Linked DNA regions of Homo sapiens: region 2 is linked to region 1. Evidence: chromatin loops called from intact Hi-C (ENCODE). Cell type or tissue: HCT116. All regions are shown on one strand. Each heading gives the region's core, and the rest is flanking DNA. Links, peaks and the distances in the headings are about the cores only.

Region 1 (6,816 bases), core at 1,817-6,816:
TTGAACTTCGAGGGTCCACTTATATGTTGGCAATTTTTCTTCTTTGAGATAGGGTCTGCCTGTCTTCCAGGCTGGAGTGCAGTGGCACTATCCCAGCTCACTGCAGCCTCGAGTTCCTGGGCTCAAGCGATCCTCCCACCTTAGCCTCCTGAGTAACTAGGAACACAGGCACATGCCACCATGTCTGGCTAACTTTTAATTTTTCTGTAGAGATGGTGTCTTGCTATGTTGCCCAGGCTGGTCTTGAACTTCCATCTTTAAGCGATCCTCCTGCCTGGGCTTCCCACAGTGCTGAGATTACAAGGAATGAGCCACCATGCCTGGCCTGGATATTTCTTCCATAAATATATTGACTTTTTTGAGACTTGTGACGATTTGAAGAAACCTACATACAAACTGCATAGCCTAGAAATATTGAAAAAATTAAGAAAAAAGATAGATATGTCATAAATGCATAAAATATGAGTAGATACTGGCTGGGCACCATGGCTCACTTGGGAGGCCGAGGTGGGTGGATCACGAAGTCAGGAGATTGAGACCATCCTGGCTCACACAGTGAAACCCCATCTCTACTAAAAATACAAAAAAAAAAAAAAATTAGCCAGGCGTGCTGGCAGGCCCCTGTAGTCCCACCTACTTGGAAGGCTGAGTCAGGAGAATGGTGTGAACCCGGGAGGTGGAGGTTGCAGTGAGCCGAGATCACACCACTGCTCTCCAGCCTGGGCAACAGAGCAAGACTCCATCTCAAAAAAAAAATATATATATATATGAGTAGATACTGTTGCATTTATATGTTAATTGACTCTTCATCTTATCAGTAAGGCCTCTGGTCAATGATAGGATATTAATAATTAAGTTTGGGGGAGTCAAAACTTACATATGACGTTTTTACTGCACAGAGGTTGGCACTCCTAACCCCCACATTGGTCAAGATACTTTATTTCACTTAGTATTTTAAAGTTAATTCTATACGTCTCTTCTTCAGTAAAGCCTTGCAAATAGAGAGTTGTGTTTCCCTAACAGATGACCTCCTTCCTTCTTTTTTGAAATAATAACCACAGTGCCATCATAACCATACATGAAGTTGAAGCATTCTTAAAGTGAATACCCATTCCACATTCACATTCCCTTGATTGTCTCAAAACAACGTTGTTTTTTTTTTTTTTTTTGCTTTTGAAACAGGGTCTTGCTTTGTTGCCCAAGCTGGAATGCAGTGGTGCAATTATGGCTCACTGCAGCCTGGATTTCCTGGGCTCAAGAGAGTCTTCCATCTCAGCCTCCCGAGTAGCTGGTATCACAAGCACCCGCCACCACGCCTGGCTAATTTTTAAATTTTTTTGTAGAGAGAGTCTCACTTTGTTGCCCAGGCTGGTCTCGAACTCCCGGCTTCAAGCGATCCTCCTGCCTTGGCCTCCCGAAGTGCTGGGGTTACAGTTGTGAGCCACCGTGCCCAGCCTCGAAACCACCCTTTTAGAGTCAGGTTTCTTCAAAGCAGGATCCCAGCAAGTTCCAGTGATTACTTTTAGTAGGTCTGCCTCCAGCACTTCTTTTGGCCTCTAACAGCCTTTCCCTCTTCTATTCATAACATTTATTTATTGAAGACACAGGACTTCTGTCTTAGAGAACTTCCCTCATTCCAGATTTGGCTGCCTGCTTCCTCACGGTGCCATTTATCACTTGCCTGCATTTTGCAAGGGCCGTGTCTCAATTTCCACTGTGGCCCTGGATCCTAGTACAATGCCTTGGCCCAGGAGGGGTGCCCAGTCAATGGTGAATAAGGAGTCACATGAATATTCATAAGGTACCTGGCAATGCATAGAGGGCTTTGGCCCACATGCCGTTCGGCCAGGAGCTACATTTTCTGTTTGCTTCTCCCTTGTGATGCTGGAACTGGTTACTGAGCCAAAAGACTCTGAATGCCATGGTCATTTCCAAAATCCCCTTCTAACTGAGTGCTCCCATTTTCTTTTCTTTTCTTTTCTTTTCTTTTCTTTTTTCTTTCTTTCTTTTTTTTTTTTTTTGAGACAGAGTCTTGCTCTGTCTCCCGGGCTGGAGTATAGTGGCGCAATCTCGGCTCACTGCAACCTCCGCCTCCCAGGTCAAGCGATTCTCCTGCCTCAGCCTCCTGAGTAGCTGGGACTACAGGTGCCTGCCACCATGCCCGGCTAATTTTTTGTAGTTTTAGCAGAGATGGGGTTTCATCATGTTGGCCAGGATGGTCTCGATCTCCTACCTCGTGATCCACCCGCCTCAGGCCTCCCAAAATGCTGGGATTACAGGCGTGAGCCACCGTGCCCGGCCAGTACTCTCATTTTCTAAGGGATAATAAGTTAATATTTAAAATTATATTTTCTCTTTTTTTTCCTCTTTCCTCCTCTTCTCCTGTGCCCCACTTCCTACTTAGCTCTTTAGGAATGCAGTTATAACCTTTTACCTTCCCTTCACCAGACACTGCCTATAGGGTAAGCTTATCTAACTGTGTGCGTATTTAAAAGCTCCAGAGTGGAAACCTTTCCCACCAGGAGTTTGCCTTGACAGACAAAAGCCAATTTACAACCAAAAGTATGCCTGCTACAAAACTCTCTCTCATCTGAAGAGCACCTCGAGACAAGGCCACTTTACAACCTAGTTCTGCCTGCGATGGCACCAACTTGACCACTTCTGGTAAGGCAGCCCTGTAGATAAGGCACATATAGATAAGGCACTGGAAGTTACGCAGACCCCCACCTGCTTGTTTCCTCCCCTGCATACCACGCGTGCAAAATCCCCTTCTAAAAACCCCTGCTTTCTCTTCCAAAAGAGAAGCCGTACCCTTAAGGCAGGAAGCCTGTGCTTCTTCCCCTGAGCTAGCTTTGGAACAAAGTCACTTTCTTTGTAGCAGATCTCGGGAGCAACTGAACTTGCAACCCAGCTACACTCTCCCTCCCGCCCACGCCAAGGCAGGGGAATGAGCAAATAGGAACCTTCAGGGTAACTTCAGAGGAGGCGACTGCCCTGAGCAGGAGTTTCCACAGGATCCTGGGTATCTCTTGCCAATGCCAGTGCAGAGGGGGAGTGAGGTTCTAACCATGGGAAGGAGTCCGGGGTGGGCTGTCAGCACTGGCTGTCGGTGACAAGCCTAACAAAGAGGTGCCTATGTTGACATCCTTGTCTTCCACTGTTTGTTTTGGTGTCTTTTTATTAGTCTAATAACCATTAGGTAGCTCATTGTCCTAACCAAACACACAGAAAGCTGAAAGAAAACACCACCAACTTTGGGAAACTATTGGAAACTGTGCTCAGAGGGAGTCCCAGCCCCCTCCCAAACTGCGCCCAAGAGCAGAGCAAGATGCAAAGCCAGGGGAAGTAAGGAGGGAAGCAGGCTGGGAGGGAGGGGCTCCAGCCCCAGGGTTGGGGTGGAGGAGACGAGGCCCCCTTTGCCCATAAGACTCTAGGCTCCTTCCAAGGAGGGCAAGAAGCCTTTTTTTTTTTTTTTTTTTTTTTTTAAACCCAGGGCCCAGGAAAGTTATGCAAAGCAATTACTCAACTTAGGCAGCCCAGGGAGGGACCACCATCTTCCAACTGCTCCACCTCCCACTACGTTTGTCTTTGCCTCCTTTCCCTTCCCATCAGGGTTCATGACCAAGGAGACGCAATTCTGTGAGCCTAAGTCTCTGCTGGTCTGGTCCTCTTGGCTCTCTTGAGAGACCCAAGTACAGGTGACTTCCCTGACTCTGGCTGGGCTCCGTAAGCTGTCTTGAGGCTACGCAGCGTCTAAGGCGTTATCCTTAACCTCCAGCTCCCTCCGGCTTTGCTTTTCTCTCTCTTCTTGACTCTTCTGAAGTTTTTCCTTGTTCCTGTCTCTCTTCCTCCTGTCTGCTGCAGCCTCACACACCAGACAGTTCTCAAGATGTCCTTCGGGGGAGCCTCCAGGAAGGTCTGTCCCTTCTCTTTCTCGGTGCATATAATTGAGCAGTGACGTGGGAGACAGCAGCCCCCTGGGCTCTGCGCCGGGAGCCGGGAGCGCTAAAGCGAGGGCAATTGTGTATGGGGAGGTGGGGACGGGGAGCTGGGGACGTGAAGAATGAAGAGACTGGTGGAGTTTACAAGAAGTAGGAGTGGGAGTGGCGGAGGAAGGAGCGTCTTTCTTCGGGGAAGTTCCCAGGGCAATCGTTATCTGCTGGCCCCTGCCCCTCCTGGGGGGGGGGGCGTCCCAGGAAGGAGCTGGGGCTGAGTGGGACGCGGTGCCCAAGGGCGGGGCTGTGGTCGAGGGCGGAGGTGGCCTCCTCTTGGGGTGTGCCTGCCACCTAGTGGTGAACTTGGAGCAGTGCTGCTATCTGAAGTCGACTTCAATTATTCCTTCGCGATCTGTGTCTGGCCTGGTAATTCACGGTGGACTGGAAATTAGAAAATCGAATCTTACACATTGCTGATAAATACTATCTCACGGTAATATTCATTGCAATTTCAAAATGTCAAATAATTAAGACCTACTAGTTTTTAAATAATTTAAAAGACTCATGTAGTCATGTATGCATCTCACCATCAAATATTGATTATATAGGTCTCTTATATACCAGACACTGTTTTAGGTTAGGCATTGGAAATAAAGAGAACTATACAATTTATGTGAAAAAACAGGCAACTGAATCAACAATTCCAATCCAGAAGCAAAAACTCTTCAATACAGCCATGTCTGTGCTGCGCAATTGAGAATACAAAGGAGAGGCTTGGCAAGACAGGGAAACCTTCTCTCTACAATAAACAAACAAAGCCCCCCCCGCCCCCACAAAATTAGCCAGGCATGGTAGCGCGCATGTGTAGTCCCAGCTACTTGGGGGTCTGAGGTGGGAGAATACTCTGAGCCCAGGAAGTCGAGGCTGCAGTGAGAGGAGATGGCACCACTGCACCCCAGCCTGAGTGACAGAGCAAGACCTTGTCTAAAAAAGAGAAAATACAAAGGACGATTGGCATAGGGTGGTGATGGGAGAGACTTCCTCAAAAGGGTAATGGTTAGTCTCAGCACTTTGGGAGGTCGAGGTGGGTGGATCAACTGAGATCAGGAGCTCGAGACCAGCCTAGCCAACATGGTGAAATCCCATCTCTACAAAAAAAAATCCAAAAATTAGCCGGGTGCGGTGGCACACACCTGTAGTCCCAGCTACTCGGCAAGTTGAGGCAGGAGAATCACTTGAACCCAGGAGGCAAAGAGTGCAGTGAGCAGAGATCCCACCACTGCACTCCAGCCTGAGCAATGAGAGTGAAACCGTGTCTCAAAAAAAAAAAAAAAAAAAAGAAAGAAACCCAACAAAATAAAAGAAACAAATGAAGGTTGGTGGTTAGGATGAGGCTTGGAGGACATATAGGAGCCAAAGAAAAGTGATGGAGGTGATAGAGGTGGTGGTGATGGTGGTAGAAGTAGAGGTGTTGATGGAGATGAAGGTGGTGGTGGAAATGGAGGTGATGGTGGAGATGGTGGTGGTGGTGGAAGTGGAGGTGATGGTGGTGGTGGAAATGAAGGTGATGGTGGAGATGGAGGTGGTGGTGGTGGAAATAGAGGTAATGGTGGAGATGAAGGTGGTGGTGGAAATGAAGGTGATGGTGGAGATGGTGATGGTGGTGGTGGAAGTGGAGGTGATGGTGGAGATGGTGATGGTGGTGGTGGAAGCGGAGGTGATGGTGGAGATGGAGGCGGTGGTGGTGGTGGAAGTGGAGGTGATGGTGGTGGTGGAAATGAAGGTGATGGTGGAGATGGTGATGGTGGTGGTGGAAGTGGAGGTGATGGTGGAGATGGAGGCGGTGGTGGTGGAAGTGGAGGTGATGGTGGAGATGGAGGCGGTGGTGGTGGTGGAAGTGGAGGTGATGGTGGTGGTGGAAATGAAGGTGATGGTGGAGATGGTGATGGTGGTGGTGGAAGTGGAGGTGATGGTGGAGATGGAGGCGGTGGTGGTGGTGGAAATAGAGGCGATGGTGGAGATAGTGGTGGAGGTCTTGGAGGCAGTAAAGTTAAAGGCTGGAGGCCATGCAGGCTGTGGTTGTGAAGGTAGAGCTGACAGAGGTAGAAGTGGTTGCAGTGGTGATGAAGGTGGTGATGATGAGGAGAGTCGCGATTGTGGTGGTGGTTATAGTGTTGGTGAGTGTGATGATGATAGCACTGTTGTTGTTGGATGTGTTAGCTTTGGTTTTGGTGATGGTGATGAATGTGGATGGTATTGGCAGAGGTGGGTGTGGTGGTGGTGGTGATGGTGGTCATGGTGTAGTGGTAGTGGTAGTGAGGGAGCTGCAGATGGAGATAGAGGTGGAAGTCTGATCTTCAAGTCATCCATAGCTGCTGCTACCACACAGGTCACTGCTAAGCCTCCACTTGTTCCCATCTTTATGGCCTTTCCAGGGTTGGAGACTCTCATCTCTACTTCTACCCATTCTTGGTCCTCAGAAATCCTTCTACTGCTTCCATACTGCCTCAGGGCACAAAGAATTGCTGAGCAGCCATCGGAGGTGATACGTCTCTAGAGATATAAACAGCTCCCTCTCATTAGGATCTGGTCACTTCCCTGCTTCTTTTCTGGAACTCCACTTGGAGTAAGAAATTTGTTCTTCTTTGCTGTACTTTTTCCAAGATGCAACTGAGTTATTCATCAATATGGGCCTCAGGCCAGGCAGTGGGTTGCAGGGACCCTGTATTGGGAAAACACCAATGTCTGTGTTTTCTTCTTACTCTTTGTTATGTGTTAAGTATGCCCCCACCCCCAAATTCATAGGTTGAAGCTGTCGTAACCCCCAACGTGATTGTATTTGTTAAAGAGGTAATTAAGGTTAAGTAAGATTATAAGGGTC
Region 2 (8,632 bases), core at 1,387-6,386, 550 kb before region 1:
TCACGAGATCTGACGCTTTTATCAGGGGTTTCCGCTTTTGCGTCTTCTTTCTCTCTTCGCCTGCTGCCGTCCATGTAAGATGGGACTTGCTCCTCCTTGCCTTCCACCATGATTGTGAGGCTTCCTCAGCCACGTGGAACTGTAAGTCCAATTAAGCCCCTTTCTTTTGTAAATTGCCCACTCTCGGGTATGTCTTTATCAGCAGCATGCAAACAGACTTAATACACAGCTCCTGGCACATCATAGGTCCTCTGTCAGCTCCTGGTTGAAAGTATGAGTTGTCTGCTAGCTTCAGCAGGAGCCGCCAACCTGCTGTGGGCGGCCCTGGGTCCGGATCCCAGCCATGTCCAGATTTTTAAAGTCCAGATGTTTTGTCTGGCGCCACTCGGATCTCTGCTTCCTGAGTCATGGGACGAGAAACTCCTGGCTGGGGGCAGTGGCTCTGAGCAATGGTCTCCTTCTCCTCCTGTCAGCAGTGAGAGGCCTCTCATGGAATTTGGGTCATGGGGGTGGGGGTGGGGAATGATATTCATTAAGAGAAGTTGGACTCTTAGCAGGAGTTGAAGGACGAGAGGTGTCTGCTGGGTCTGAGTGCCAGCTGGTTCAACAGCAAGGGAAGAAAGAGATATGGCCTGCATCTTAGAATCTTAGCAGCGCTGTCTCTTTCGTGGGAAAAAGACAAGTGAGGATAAGTACAGAAAAGGGGGAAGTGCCTACTGGCATTCTTAGATAGCTTATTTTGGGCGGGGGTGGAGGGCGTTTGCAGCCATCGTGTGGTTTTGTCTACACAGTAATCCAATGGGAAGGCATGACCAGCTGAAATTTAAAAGTGAGAAATAGACTCAGTGCAGTCTAGTGAGCCCTCATCATGGAATTCCTTGTCTCTTTCCACACTGTTTCTTCTGGGAATAGGAACTTGACCTAGTAGTGGGAGGGATAAGAAACACCCCTGTTGACTCTCAGTTCATGCAGTCTGGGTGGGGCTGGTTCCACCCAAAGCTTCAGAGGTGGGCTCATGAATCAGATATGATTCATGAAAGTACCACATCCTCCTACCAACTTCTGACCAGGTGCACATGACCATGCTAGGCAATTAGAGCCAATGAGAATCAGCCCTAGGGTTTTGCTGGAACTATCTTTAGGCTCCTAAGATTTTAAGATATAGGTTAGAGGCCTGGCCATTTTGTCATCCTAAAGGGGTCACCTTCTTGGGAATAAAGTTAATTTAGAGGAAAGCAGAACTGAGAGAAGGAAAGAGAGAAAGAATTAAGAAATCATTTTAAAACCCAGATCTCACCATGAATCCATGGATCCAGTCAGCCTGAAAATTGACTACCCTTGGAATTTTCATTTAGGTGAACCAATACATTTTCCTTTTTTTTCCCCCGGAAAGACTTGTAGCTGACTTTCTGTTACAGCTGAAGGAATTCTTATCATAGAGTATAGCAGTGAAGTTGAGACTTGGTCAGCAGAGTTTGTGCTTGTCTTTCTGCCTTCCCTCCCTTCCCTGCACTGTGCAGTATGTAAATCCCTAGTCCTGAGAAGATTTCTCAATTTGCTACCTTGTATAAGCTTACCTAGTTGGACTTGTGGTGGTTAGGAAGAGTGGGTGGCCCTACATATTCCAATATCTTTTAAAATTTTATTTATTTATTTATTTAGAAACAGAGTCTTACTCTGTCATCCAGGCTGGAGTGCAATGGCGCAATCTCTACTCACTGCAATCTCCGCCTCCCAGGTTCAAGTGATTCTCCTGCCTTAGGCTCCTGAGTAGCTGGGACTACAGGCGTGTGCCTCCACACCCGGCTAACTTTTGTATTTTTAGTAGAGATGTGGTTTCACCATGTTGGCCAGGCTGGTCTCGAACTCCTGACCTCAGGTGATCCACCTGCCTCGGCCTCCCAAAGTGCTGGGATTACAGGTGTGAGCCACTGCGCCCGGCCTCCAAGTTTTTTATATACAGAGCTGCAGTTGTGTTTTTACTAGGATTTCACTGGGTCCACTCAGTAATGTGCTGGTAAATGTTTAACAAAGAAAGGAAAAAAACCTGTTCTGTAGTGTTTGCCAATTTCTGTGGTGCAAATATTCCAGCCATGGCTAATCCCAAGCTAACAACATAACAACACTGAATGCAGAGATGGAAAGAGGTACAAAGAGCACATGATTAGATAGTATTTTCACCACACAGATTTAATAGTTGTAGGTAACTGCAAGAGATTATAGATACATTGTAGTAAATAATTAAGAAGTTGTAAGTTTTGACTATTTAGTACCTTTCTTATTAATATAATTTATTTAATTGTAAGTTACATAATTTAATTTTGATAGCATCTCTGTTTAACAACTGGCTCACAAAATTCCTGAAAATTTTATAATTGGCTCTTCCGAGCTGGAATGAGCTAGTTCTAGGCCACCACTGATCTCATCTAGTGCCCTGGTAGAAATGATTGCTTCTTCAAGAGTTAGGAGTGTAAGCTCTGGCTTGAATTAAAAAACAGACCTGAAAGTAATCTTGAAAGCTTGATTTTGGTAAAGGTCAGTACCAAGTTGAAGTGTGCAGTGAAACTGAATACATTACTGTCTACTGAATGGAATTTATGACCTGAAGATATTCACAAATAGCTGTGAGATAGCACTCTTACTTTGCATGGTCAGCTGGTCCTGCTCTGTAGAAGGGGCCATAAAGCAGTAAAATAGATGTGTAGGGCAGGAGTCCTGTATCAGGCAATTTGAACCTGCAGAAAACAGATAGCACATCTGTATTAGTCTGTTCCCCCACTGTTACAAAGAGCTACCTGAGACAAGGTAATTTATAAAGAGGTTTAGTTGGTTCATGTTTCTGCAGGCTGTACAGGTTCTGGGGAAGCCTCAGGAAACTTACAATCATGGCAGAAGGCAAGGGGAAGCAGGCAATGTCTTACATGGCTGAAGCAGGAGGAAAAGAGAGAAGTGGGAGGTGCTACCCATTTTTAAACAACCAGATCTCATGAGAACTCACTATCACAAGAACAGCAAGGGGGGAAAATCCACCCCCATAATCCAATCACCTCCCATCAGGTCCCTCCTCCAACATTGGGGATTACAATTTGACATGAGATTTGGGCGGGGACACAAATCCAAACCATGTCAACATCCAAATTAGCATAATATGAGGAGTGTTTGAGGAACAGACTCTCTACAAAGGTGTGGGCAGGTATAGAAAAACCACAGAGATACAGTAGAATTCCAGGTCTATTAACAGGGCTCCATTATCTTCCCTAGGCCTGCAAGGAGGTACAAGCTGGGGGTAAGAGGGACTCGGTTACCAGAACCTGGAGACAGAAGGGTTGGGGGACTGGGATACCTGACATGGAATGGGATTTTGGACTACAGGGAGAGACATGCGGAATAAATACTGCTCTCAATCTCCTCCTTCCCTCTGCTCTTCTAGCCCAGCTCCCCATTGGCTAGGCCCACCCAAAGGCCAGGGCAAGGGATCCCATTGATGTCAACCTCTTGGGGCATTGAGCACGTTGGAGAAAGGTGGAAAGGGTCTCACGGGTCAAATGGCACCTTGAGTATCCTGCCATGGAGTGCACATCCTGTCCTTTGTGTTGGGCTAGAAAAAGGGCCAGGGAACCTTGCTTTTGGAATTGCTATGGGCCACCTTCATCCCAGAAACATTTAGGGTCTGGTCACCTGTTCCTGCGAAGGGCAGGAGGCTATTTGTGTAGATATACTGCTTCTCCCCTGGGACCAACACTTCTCTTCCAGCCTGGCATGAGGAGCATGAGGTTTGGGGAGAGACCCTTGGCCATGTCGTACTCTTTACTGCCAAGGCCATCACTAGGGACCACTCTTTGTCTGTCCAGTGAGTCTTAGCCCCCTATCTCAAGATTCTGCAAGGTCCTTTTCTGTGGATACTCAGTTGAGGAAGCCCTGGTCTGGGAGCCAAAAGACCTGGGATATCTGATTCTGATGCTATATCTTGAGGGGTTACCAGATCATGTCACTAGTCTGGATTTTTGTCATTTGCAAAATCAGTGGGCTGTTCCAGATGAACATGATTCCCAGTGACACCTCTGACTCTGAAGAGCGAATCCAAGATTTTATGAGTTTCATCATCTCTAGGTCATTTGTGTAATGAAAAGCATGCCTTTCCACAGCCAGGAGGTGGCAGCAAAGCTCTGTTTTGAAGGGGGCGTTAGGCCAGGGTAGGTACTGCTCTCCAACTCCCTAGAGCTGAAAGTTCAGGTTTGGAGGCTCGGTTTTACTCCTGAATAACAACAACAACAACAACAGCATTATTATTTTCATTATTGTTAGTAAAACAGAAGCAACAATGCCATCTTCAATTTGGGCAATGCTGCATAGTTGAGGAAACATTTTTGTGCATCGCATAGGAACCTTTTAACAACTGCATCCTGTAGGTAGGTAATGCCAGGACTTTTAGCCCCATGTTGAGGCTCAGGGACATTTCTTGACTTGCCCGAGGCCCTCTGGAAAGTATTGATGTGCCAGGATAGGAACCCAAGCTTTCTTGCTTTTGTTCTTGTTCTGTGCACTCCCTATCTTATGGTGTGGAAGACCCAAGGCAAGGTCCCCTCTACCTCCTTTTCCATTTTGCAAGAGAGTAGGAGGGTCCAGAGGTACCCAGCTCAGCCTGAGGGCTTAAGACTGGTTTCCGGCTGCCAGATGAAATTTGACATATACAAGCTGGGAAAGAAAACTCAGCACACAAACCTCAGCTTCACTCTCTTCTCTTTCTTCTAGTCCCCAGAAAAGAAAAAAGATATGTATCTTTAGTTACTTACCATCAGGGTGTACCTGGTGTCTCTCTTATTCATTCATTAATTCATTCCTTCAATAATCAGAGTTCTGATGAAGTGTAAGACTCTGTTATGTACTGTGAAGGATATAGGAAGGTTCTTTCTCTTCTGACTCAGAGATCTGGGGGTCAGGAGCTGGGATATGGGAGCCAGGTAAGTGCATAGCTTCTTGGGGGTATCTTAATCCTAGAGAGCCCCCACTGAACTGGGAGTTCTTGAGGAGATGGAATTCAGATTTGGTTTTGTTGGCGTGTCAGGGAGAAGTGAATCCACAGGATTTAAAAAATGACCCCCAACTCCATATGTTAACTTCTCAAACCAGAGAAAACCCCTTAGAGACACAGCCAAAACCCCAGACTGTTGTCCAACTGAATCCCTGTCTTGTACTCCACCTACCTCCTGGGGCCAGGTCTCAACCCTCCGCATCACGATAACAGGTTATCAGAGTGCGTACGGTGTGACCCACTCTATACCACCTGTGCTTCTTGCGTATTCTTATTTGCTTCTCAAAACAACCCTGTAAAGTAAACTGTTACACTCTATTTCACATCTGGGGAAACAGAGCCTTAAAGTCATGAAGTAACTTGCCCAGGGTCTCAAAGCTAGTGAGTGGTAGCAGAATTGAGACCCTGACAGGTTAGGACTCAGGATCCTGACCACCTGTCCTTGCAGAGGGAAAAGCCACCAAAGTGAGACTGAAGAGCTGCAATCTTATCTCCTCCTCAAACACTGGGCAAGTCATAACTTGTCTGCATCATCTCCAGAAAATGAGGGTATTACACTTGCTTGGTCTTCTAATAGGCTTGTTGGGAGGATGGAATGGAAAAGAGAAAAATGGGCCTGTGACAACTTAGCATCATACAATGTTGTTCTGTGTGTTCGAAATAATATTATTCTCCCTCCTGACTTTGGATTTTTTTGACTGTGAAGATTGAGGCAATTGAAAAGATCATTTCAGTGGACACTTTCAGCAATGATGATGGTGATGGTGATGATGGTGATAGTGGTGGTGATGATGATGATGGTGATGGTGATCTTGAGAAGGTGGTGGTGGTGGTGATGATGGTGATGGTGGTGGTGATGATGGTGATGGTGATCTTGAGAAGGTGGTGGTGGTGGTGATGATGGTGATGGTGGTGATCTTGAGAAGGTGGTGGTGATGATGATGGTGATGGTGGTGGTGATGATGATGATGGTGATGGTGATCTTGAGAAGGTGGTGGTGGTGATGATGATGGTGATGATGGTGATCTTGAGAAGGTGGCGGTGATGATGATGATGGTGATGATGGTGATCTTGAGAAGATGGTGATGGTGATGATGATGATGGTGATAGTGGTGATAGTGATGGTGGTGATTTTAATAGTGATGAAGGTGATGATGGTGATAATGATGACGGTGATGATGATGATGATGATGGTGATGATGACAGTCATAATAATGGTAGTGGTGAAGTTAGAGGAAGGTGACCTCAGAATCATTTTCTGCTGCCACCGCTGCTGCCAATCCTCCTCAATTTCCAACCCCACTGTGTCAAAGGCATTTGGGGTGGGCTGGTGATGAGATGAAAAGGAGAATCTAGAAGGCCAGAGAGAAGGAATAATCTAAGATGTTAAAGAATAGTGTACTTATCTCAGTGCCTGGTACATAGTAAGCCAGTACTCACTATCAGGTAATAGAAGCTATGAATTTTTAAAACAGTTTTATTAAGATGTAATCATACACCATACAATTTATCTGTTTAAAGTCTAAAATTGAATGGCTTTTAATATATTCACAGTTATGCTGCCACCACCACAATCAATTTTAGAACATCCGTTTTCCCAAAAGAAACCCTGTGCCTCTTGCTGTCACCCCAACCGCCTCATCCCTCCTGGCAAAGCTATGATTTTTATTGTTATCTACACCTTACAGAATAAGGAAATTGAGACTAAGCAATGAGAATAACTTGCCCATGACCACACAGTTGGTATGTGACAGCACTGGGATTCCATCTAGGTTTGCCAGAACCTAAAGCCTGTGCTTCTGTCCACACAGGTCAGTTTGACCAATGAGGAAACTCAGGTTCAGAGAATATATGTGATCAACCCAAGGCCACACAGCTACAGCTATTAAGTGGTCAGGATGAGGCTCACATTTAGACTTGGCTCCTAATCCACCCATAAGTGTCCTTATTCCATTTTACTGTGCCCCTTCAGGGTAAGCAAATCAACATAATCAGAATGGATGAGATCCTTAAGATCCGAGAGAGAGATGTGAAACTAGCAGTAGTTTTCTTTCCCATTGGGGAGGGAGAATGGTGCCTGGGTCCAGTCTCGTCCTGGACTTGGAAAGTTAACATCTCTTTGGACCCAGCTGCTCCCTTTTCCTTTTGGCCCTGAACACCCTGAGGAGGCTCCATGCAGGTGGGGAGGAGTTACCCTAGCTGGAAGGAGGAGCAAGGTGGTACCTGAGCCCCTATCCAACCTTTTCTAAAGCATCTGTCTTCCTAGGAGTGAATGAGTTTGACAGTACCTACTACCTTCTCAGATGTTAAGGGGAACTGTGGGTGGGCATGAGAGAATTGTACGACAAAGCCTTTAAAAGGGATGGGATGGAAAAGCAGAGTTGCTTGGCAGCCTGCAAGTCTAGGATCTCCAGGGTGTAATTTCCACTCTGCCCTAGACAACTATAGTCACAGTGCTTAATCCATCTGGGCCCCAGTGTCCCTATCTGTAAATTCAGAGAGAAAATGAGGAAGTAAATTGCAAGAATTATGAGTTCCTAGGAGGAAAATGTACTACAGTTATCTGAAAGAATCTTTATTTTCTTTCCTTCCTTCTCTTCTTCCTTCCTTTTGGATGTTTTCAGCTTTATTGAAGTATAATTGACAAAAGGAATTGTATATATTTAAGGTACACAAATTGATGTTTTAATACATGCATACATTATTAACTATAGATAGGCCTGGTGCTGTAGATCTCCAGAATGTATTCATCTTGTATAACTGAAAATGTGTACCCTTTGATAAACATCTTCCCACTTCCTCCTACTCCCAGCCTCTGGCAACCATTATTCTACTCTTTGCCTCTATGAGTTTGACTATCTTAGATTCCACATAGAAGTGAGGTCATGCAGTGTTTGTCTTTCTGCATCTGGCTTATTTCACTTAGCATAATGTCCCCCAAGTTCACCTATGTTGTCACAAATTGCAGGATTTCCTTCTTTTTTATGGCCCAATAGTATTCCCAATAGTATATGAATATATATATTCAAATTTGCATATATATGTACATTTGCATATATATGCACATTGTGGTGATATATACATATATACGAGATATATACATATATATACGTATATATGGATATATACGTGTATATATATACATATATACGAGATATATACGTGTATATATATATACATATATATGTATATACACATTTTCTTTATCCATTTATCCATTGATGGACATTTAGTTTGTTTCCACATTGTGGCTATTGTGAAGAGTGATGCAATAAACATGGAAGTGTAGATATCTCTTCAAGATCCTGATTCAGGCCAGGCGCGGTGGCTCACGCCTGTAATCCCAGCACTTTGGGAGGCCGAGGCGGGTGGATCATGAGGTCAGGAGATCGAGACCATCCTGGCTAACAAGGTGAAACCCCGTCTCTACTAAAAATACAAAAAATTAGCCGGGCGCGGTGGCGGGCGCCTGTAGTCCCAGCTCCTCGGGAGGCTGAGGCAGGAGAATGGCGTGAACCCGGGAAGCGGAGCTTGCAGTGAGCCGAGATTGCGCCACTGCAGTCCGCAGTCCGACCTGGGCGACAGAGCGAGACTCCGTCT

What was found. Hi-C counts contacts between places; a loop is a spot of excess contacts. Peaks named below come from ENCODE experiments on the same cell type or tissue, not always from the same donor. Only the 100,000 strongest peaks of a DNase experiment are listed, where the experiment ranks them.
Region 2: it touches region 1 in a loop (4-fold over the local background); 2 of 110 quality-filtered maps call a loop at or near these places.

Annotation. Positions count from the first base shown.
Region 1 is chr17:10,841,049-10,847,864 of GRCh38, forward strand. No RefSeq gene overlaps it. Among named protein-coding and RNA genes, the nearest start is that of PIRT, 6.4 kb to the left of the region's middle. RefSeq lists a silencer at 4,064-4,358. In HCT116, for the core only: a CTCF peak has its summit at 4,303 (motif pointing left); a DNase peak (open chromatin) is centred at 4,303.
Region 2 is chr17:10,291,773-10,300,404 of GRCh38, forward strand. It overlaps LOC107985004 (a long non-coding RNA gene), which reads left to right and starts at 47. Exons shown (of 5, transcript XR_007065617.1): 1 at 47-141. RefSeq lists enhancers at 1-94, 346-1,545, 1,880-2,174. In HCT116, for the core only: a CTCF peak has its summit at 4,138 (motif pointing right); a DNase peak (open chromatin) is centred at 4,139.